Linked DNA regions of Homo sapiens: region 1 is linked to region 2. The links are chromatin contacts, found by Hi-C or POLR2A ChIA-PET in ENCODE. All regions are on one chromosome and are shown on one strand. Each heading gives the region's core, a stretch centred on a gene start or an enhancer-like site at or near the end of the contact. The rest is flanking DNA. Distances are from core to core; before and after follow the strand shown. Region 1 overlaps LINC00390 (long intergenic non-protein coding RNA 390). Region 2 overlaps NRAD1 (non-coding RNA in the aldehyde dehydrogenase 1A pathway).

Evidence for each region. A loop is a pair of places that touch in the nucleus more often than their neighbours do. ChIA-PET counts read pairs that join two places held with the same protein, here RNA polymerase II (POLR2A). Pooled maps may share reads with other maps.
Region 1: a loop to region 2 is called in a map of endothelial cell of hepatic sinusoid, with 4 times the contacts of the local background. The contact joins two enhancer-like sites. A Hi-C loop is called at or near these places in 3 of 168 maps with a recorded cell type or tissue (endothelial cell of hepatic sinusoid and heart left ventricle) and 1 of 50 pooled maps. POLR2A ChIA-PET finds 5 or more read pairs at or near these places in 3 of 52 experiments (AG04449, HEK293 and OCI-LY7).

What each region holds. Positions count from the first base shown.
Region 1 is chr13:44,131,173-44,134,707 of GRCh38, forward strand. The region is part of intron 2 of LINC00390 (long intergenic non-protein coding RNA 390); the gene reads right to left. The region is part of intron 1 of SMIM2-AS1 (SMIM2 antisense RNA 1); the gene reads left to right. Among named protein-coding and RNA genes, the nearest start is that of LINC00390, 15 kb to the right of the region's middle. Within about 2 kb of position 1,504, at least 18 of the 41 ENCODE cell types and tissues checked have a DNase peak (open chromatin) inside an H3K27ac peak, as active enhancers do.
Region 2 is chr13:44,029,021-44,032,522 of GRCh38, forward strand. NRAD1 (non-coding RNA in the aldehyde dehydrogenase 1A pathway) reads left to right here. Exons shown (of 3, transcript NR_026955.1): 3 at 1-1,443. Among named protein-coding and RNA genes, the nearest start is that of NRAD1, 8.4 kb to the left of the region's middle. Within about 2 kb of position 1,836, at least 3 of the 41 ENCODE cell types and tissues checked have a DNase peak (open chromatin) inside an H3K27ac peak, as active enhancers do.

The DNA of each region.
Region 1 (3,535 bases), core at 254-2,753, 100 kb after region 2:
GCTTATTCTCATTCTGAATTATCTGAAGCACTGTGAACAGGTTACTTGGCCATGCTGAGTTGGCAAACAGATGAAGCCATGTGGGCGAGGAGGTGGGATGTACATAAGCATCTGCCATCCACATCACACTGGGAGACTGCCGTGTTGCGGTAGCCCTTGGATCCTTTCATGGCTTAGAACCACAGGTTTGAAGTAAAAAAGAAAACATCAAATCCATGTTACTTAAGAGTGGTAGGATTCAAGAAGACTGTCAGAACACATTCCCTGACTCACAGGCAAAACTTTAACCCAAGCAGTCATCCGTCTCTGGACCCTGCCTTCCCTGGGCTCTGCATCATTCCCCACACCTCCTTGGTTATGGGGGACTCCATAGGAGACTCTGGTCTACAGACTAATTTCATTCTACCTCTCATGTGTACAACAATGAAAACAAAATGCTTTAACATCATCAACAACAAAAGGACAGCTGCTGTTCTGCATCTAGGGGAGAAGCTTCTCAAAGGAAAAGACATCAAGGTGTGGCCATGATTTATGCACACGAGGTCTGAGTCTGACCCGGAGAGGCTGGGACACAGAATTATTGAACTTTTGCTGAATGAAGTAATGGGAATTTTGAGTTTTCTTCAGGGAAACAAAGAGACACCACAGGGACTGCATCGCTGGGAACAAACAGTGGTCTCTGGTGAGAGACACGAGGGTCATGTGCATGTGGCAGGTGAGGGGCTCAAGAAGGACTGTGAGATATTTATTGAGGTGAGGATAGCTATGGCATTTTAAAGAACGGTGGCATTTGATTTTTTATTCTAAATAGTTTTCCTTCTGCATCATCTTGTGACCCCTTCCATAACCTCAGCCCTCCCATAAGTCTTTACATATGGCAGCTTTGTGTGGGGGGATATTTGGGGAAGAAAAGACATGAGATGCTGTCTGGTGAGGGGAAGGAGGGATAGGACAGTAACTGCAGGAGCTGTGAGTGGTCACTAAGAAGAGGCGGTCATGGAGGAAAGGCTGGAGCACAGGCCACTTCACCTCAGGAGTGGGTGTAAGATGACCCCCTTTCATTCAAAATGCACTAGAAGAAGGTGGCCCTGATGGCAAGGTGGGAGGGGAAAGCTGGTTCTTACCGGGAAAGGGGCTGTACTGGCAGGAGACACTGAGGTCCTTAAGAAACAAAAAATCACATTTCCCTGGTTTGAATGAGAACCCACACACACATACAGATACACATAATTAATCTTTGCTATTTTTTGGCTTACTTAAAGTTTTATTTATCTTTCATTACAGAATTTATCACATTATACTGTATTATTTCTGATATATTCATATGTTTTATAAATGAACATGTGAACTTTATATCTTTTGCACCAGCAAAGTGCCTGGCATATGTTGAGTTGTTTATTGAATGAATACTTGAATAAATGGCTGCTACATATATTTGTTAACAAGATGAAACTCTGAGTCACTCAGCAGAATCGGGTCTCATTTGCCATCATGGGGCTGATGTCAGTTTTGTTCCTACCTTTCTGCACCTCCCTGATCCATTTAGATGAACCCTGGCTTCAGGAAGCACTAGTTCTATGATGTCCTACACTGGAATCTACAACACTCTTCTACGCACCACAGTTTCTGGCTGAGGAGGAAGTGTGAACAGGCTGGCGTGGGCATGTCACTCTCACTGGGCCTGGCAGAGCTGGCCAGCTGCACCGCCCAATACAGGGGTCAGCTTGTTGCCAAAAGCAGTAGTGGCCTTGTGAGTAAGCTGAGTGGGCAGGCATAGCCTGAGTCATTTGATAAGTGCCCGGAAGCTGACCATCCCACGGCCCCCGACATTGAACTTCCCATTTCCTGTTACAGTAGCCAAAACTCTACCACCCTTAGCTATTCATGCTTTTGGATCTTTCAGAGATCTCAATTAGTGAGTATTTGTGTAGGCTTCCAGTATAGGGAGAGAAGGACAAGTGAGGAAGACAGTGAGAAAAAGAAATGGGAGGAAGATACAGATAGGCTTTGCACCCTTCCCTGTCCTTGAGCAGGACAATGCTTTCTCAAAAGAATAGCTTTAGCTCTTCCAAACTGCCCAGAAGACCATGAGAAGCCCACAGGGTCAGGACTCTCCACATGTCTTCTTACACACATACTTTCTCTGTCAGCCATACAACATCTGAAAACTCACACACATGAGAGAGATGGGAGAGAAGGAGAAGAAGATCAAAACAAAGTGTGCTGTACAGTAAAGGCACTGTAATCTTGACCTGATATCCCAGGCCCACATTTCCAGGCTCCCTTCCCCAACCAGGTAAGACCCAGGATCTGAAGAAGAATCCTTTTCTAGATGAAGGTTATGATTAACAGGAAACACACAACTGTATTTTCCTGATCCCAAATTAGAATGTAGGATCAGACATATCTGTAAATATTTATATCTATGAAGTCTTAAAAAAAGGAAAACAAACGAAATTGCTGCAGTTTACATGTAACAAATCTCCTTTATTGATGAATGGATTTAACTTTATTGACTTTGGTCTGGGAGAGACGTGTGAATCAGGTCCTCCACCTCATCAAGACCACTCTGAAGCTGCTGCTCTTAACCACCTACACCATGGACGTATGCACAGGCCAGCCCCTGGAATCTCCATTTCATTTGCCTTTCATGACCTTTTGCCTTTCAAATCATTGAACAAGTGATTTGTTATGCTTTCACTTCTCATTCTAAGTAAATGTTCACTTTTTTTGTTTGTCTTTAAGAGATGAGGTCTTGTTATGTTGCCCAGGCTGAACTTGAACTCCGGGGCTCAAGTAATCCTCCTGTTTCAGCCTCCTGAGCAGCTGAGACTACAGCCCTGAGCCACTGTGCCCAGCTAATATTCACTTTTCTATCTAATTTTGCTTTTGTGATTTTGTATTCCTTTTCATCAAGAGGGCCCCCATATTATATAAGTTTCAGTCCCTACAAAGTTGTATCCGCCCTTTCATATATCTACCCATGTAGTGCACGCTCTTAGTGTGCATAATCACACAGGAAATCTCAACTAATGGATATTTCATAACCATGATTTTTTTTTCTTTTTTTTTGAGACAGAGTCTTGCTCTGTGGCCCAGGCTGGAGTGCACCTTGGCTAATTGCAACCTCTGTCTCCTGGGTTCAAGTGATTCTCCCGCCTCAGCCTCCTGAGTAGGTGAGATTATAGGTGCCCGCCACCATGCCTGGCTAATTTTTGTGATTTTAGTAGAGATTGGGTTTCACCATGTTGGCCAGGCTGGTCTCGAACTCCTGACCTCCTTGCCCACCTCAGTCTCCCAAAGTGCTGGGATTATAGGCATGGGCCACTGCTCCCAGCCACCATGATTCTTAATTAAGCAGAATGTTGTCTACATAATGCTCTTAGAAGCAATTAATGAAATTAAAGGAATGGAAGCAGATAGTGGAGATTTCTATTGCAGAAATGTAGCAAGTATTTAACCTGGTCCCCAGACTTTTGTCCACCTGTATGCACAGAAAAGTATGATAGCAGCTAACACTCACATAGTGTTTACT
Region 2 (3,502 bases), core at 586-3,085:
TCATTCGTTATAGCATTTCAGTCCATAGTAAACAAGAAGAAATGAGGTAAAGAGTTTAAACCAGGGAAGGCATAGCTGTGGTCACCAAACAACCTGTTAAAGGCGAGCTGTAGGCACCAAAAAACCTATTATGGACTGAATTGTGTTCCTCAAATTCATATGTTGAAGTGCTAACCCCAAGTACCAAATGTGACTGTATTTGGGGATAGGGTCCCTGAAGAAGTCACTCAGCTGGAAGGAGTCATATTGGATTAGGTGTTGGGAATTGGCTGGCCAAGGGAGAAATCAAGGCTGGAACCAAGTGCTGAACTCTCACATCAGGTCCTTTGCTCCTGTTCCCTGGACCCTAATCCAATATGACTGGCATCTTTATATGAAGAGGAAGAGGCACCAGAGGGTACACACGCAGAGAAAAGGCCATGTGTGGACACAGTAAGATGACGGACATCTGTAAGCCAAGGAGGGAAACCTCAGAAGAAACCAGCCTTGCCTGCACCTTGATCTTGGAGGTCCAGTCTCCAGAACTGTGAAAAAAATGAACTGGTGTTGTTTAAATCCCCCAGTCGTGGTATTTTGTCATGGTGGCCCTAGAAGACAATATACAACCCAAAGGAATATTCTTTCCACTTTCTCCCTCTTCCACTTTATAGTTTTTTCTCCTTCGTTTCTTTCTTTTTCTCTTTTACTTTCCTTTTCTTCTCTTCTCTTTCCTCTGGTTTTTAATTTTAATTTTAATTTTTGGCCTTCCTATACCTCCATTTGCCTCTCCAGGAAGCTGAATTCCAGACAATTAATCATTCATCTCATCAGTTCAGCAAAGCAAATGCCCTCAATGGTTTCTTTTGTGATTCGATTATTATGGGATCAGAATGTATCTTATTCCTCTGGGAAAAATGAAACATAAAAATTTCAGAAATAAGGTTTTGGGCCAGCTTCATTGGTTTTAAGAGAAGGAAGGGAGGAGACTCATGCAGGTTTGACGCTGAGCAGCACCATGTGGTTGGGCCTGGCAGGCACTCGAGGCTTTAGGTCTTGGTTTGAATCCAGACTAGAAAATCATTACTTATTAAAAGCCTTGAGGATATGGGTCTAGGAAAGTCTATGTGAAGAGATAATAGTTTGGAAAAAGTTTTGCAGAACTAAAGAAAAGTTTCCACAGTTACCTTTTCTGTCCTAATGTAGAGCATCTTTGTTAACTAGGTCTTGGATCAATCCAAGCTGTGTCTGAGAATAACCATTTATAATTTCTCACTGGCCAGCACTAACACCCTTTAGAAAAGGAACTCAAAGCAGCCCTAGCAGCCAGAGTCATGCGATCATGGTGGGAGTACAGCTCCTCACCAAGGTCAGCTCCTCAGTGAAATCCATGCCTTCTGGAGGACTGCTTGTAAATAAATATTAAGCACAACCATTAAAAAATAATTTGGCTGTGACCATCAAATAGTGAAAGAGTGTATCAATTTCATTATTATATAAGCATACATGACCAAATTCAGCTAGAGTGGAGTCTTGGCTCAAGTACCAAGCTTGGATTTCCCCAAGGAACACTTTCCCATAATTCATAATGAAAATCTTTCCATTTACTGTGGTTCAACTATTTGCAGAATTTTCAGGCTGGGCTCAGTGGCCCTAAATTTATGCATGCTGGTATACTGAGAAGATCACCATGTTACAGAGGCTCTTCTCTCCCAGTTTACTCCTGGAGTCTATTTAATTTGCAGCTCTAACTCTGCGTTCCCAGGATTGCATCAGTTGGACTTTCCTCACATCTCAGCAGCCGCAGTTGGGTTGAAATGAGATACTCCCATCTCTGGTCACTGTGCTCTGGCCCTCCAGGACATTCCTCTCACCCGCTGCCCACAGCATAGCTGCTGAGAGTCCTCTGCCCAGGAGTCCCAAGTGAGAGGACAGTCTTGACTCTGCCTGCCCCCCTTTAGTGACATCCTTCAGGGATTCCTCAGTTCATTCATTTCCTAGGGCTGCTGAAACAAGTTACCCCAAACTGCGCAGCTTAAAACAATACAAATATTATGCTTTCAAAGTCTGAGAGTCAAGAAGTTGAAACTCATGGTGTTGCCAGGACCATGCTCCCTCTGAAGGAAGGAGAAGAGTCCTTCCTTGCCTCTTCCTAGATTCTGGTGGCTCCTGGCATTGTGGCTGTATCTCTCCAGTCCCTGCCTCTGTCATCACACGGCCATCTTTCTTCTTTTTTTTGAGATGGAGTCTTGCTCTGTGGCCCAGGCTGGAGTGCAGTGGCGCGATCTCAGCTCACTGCAACTTTCGCCTCCCGGGCTCAAGCGATTCTCCTGCCTCAGCCTCCTGAGTAGCTGGGATTACAGGCGCGCGCCACCAGGACCTGCTAAATTTTTGTATTTTTAGTAGAGACGGGGTTTCACCATGTTGGTCAGGCTGGTCTCGAACACCTGACCTCGTGATCCATCTGCCTCAGCCTCCCAAAGTGCTGGGATTACAGGCGTGAGCCACTGCGCCCAGCCGTCTCTTTCTTCTTATAAGAACACCAGTCATTGGGTTTAGGGTCCATCCTAATCCAGTATGACCTCATCCTAACCTAACTAATTATATCTACAAAGACCCTATTTTCAAATAAGGTAGCAATCTGAGGGTTCCAGGTGGACATGAATTGAGTGAGGAGGGGAGGGGCACTTTTTAACCCAGTATACTCAGGGACCTTGCTGACCCTGCCTCTCTGCTCACACACACCATACAGGGTCACCTGGTGGTGACTGCTAAAAGTAACAAGCTACCATTTGTCTTGGATTCCAAACCAATTCAGAAGAACCCTGGGAGCCGCATGACTATGAAGAACTATTTCTCACCATGGAAATTACAGCAGAACATTCACTGGGATCGTTGTTTGTTATGAAACAGGTACTAGACTTAACTGGCTTTGAAGGGTAGAACATATTTTAGAATATCTGTTATATGGTTCATTAGACTTTGTTTTTATTTTTATTTATTTATTTATTGAGACAGAGTCTCACTTTGTCACCCAGGCTGGAGTGCAGTGGTGTAATCTCGGCTCACTGCACCCTCTCCTCACAGGTTCAAGCAATTCTCTTGTCTCAGCCTCCCAAGTAGCTGGGACTACAGGTGCCTGCCACACCTGGCTAATTTTTGTATTTTTAGTAGAGACAGTGTTTGGCCATGTTAGCCAGCCTGGTCTTGAACTCCTGACCTCAGGTGATCCACCTACCTAGCTAGGCCTCCCGAAGTGCTGGGATTACAGGTGTGAGCCACCATGCCTGGCCTCATTAGGCTTTAAAGCAATAATTAAAAAAATAAATACCCTGAAGATGTTGAAAATAAGGCATAAAGTTGGTGTGGCAGTCAAAGAAGAACACATCAGCTTAAAAAATGATAGAAATAGCTCTTTGAAAATTGCCCTTACAGGCCGGGTGTGGTGGCTCACACCTGTAATCCCAGCACTTTGGAAGGCTGAGGCAGGCGGATCACCTGAGGTCAGGAGTTTGAGACCATCCTG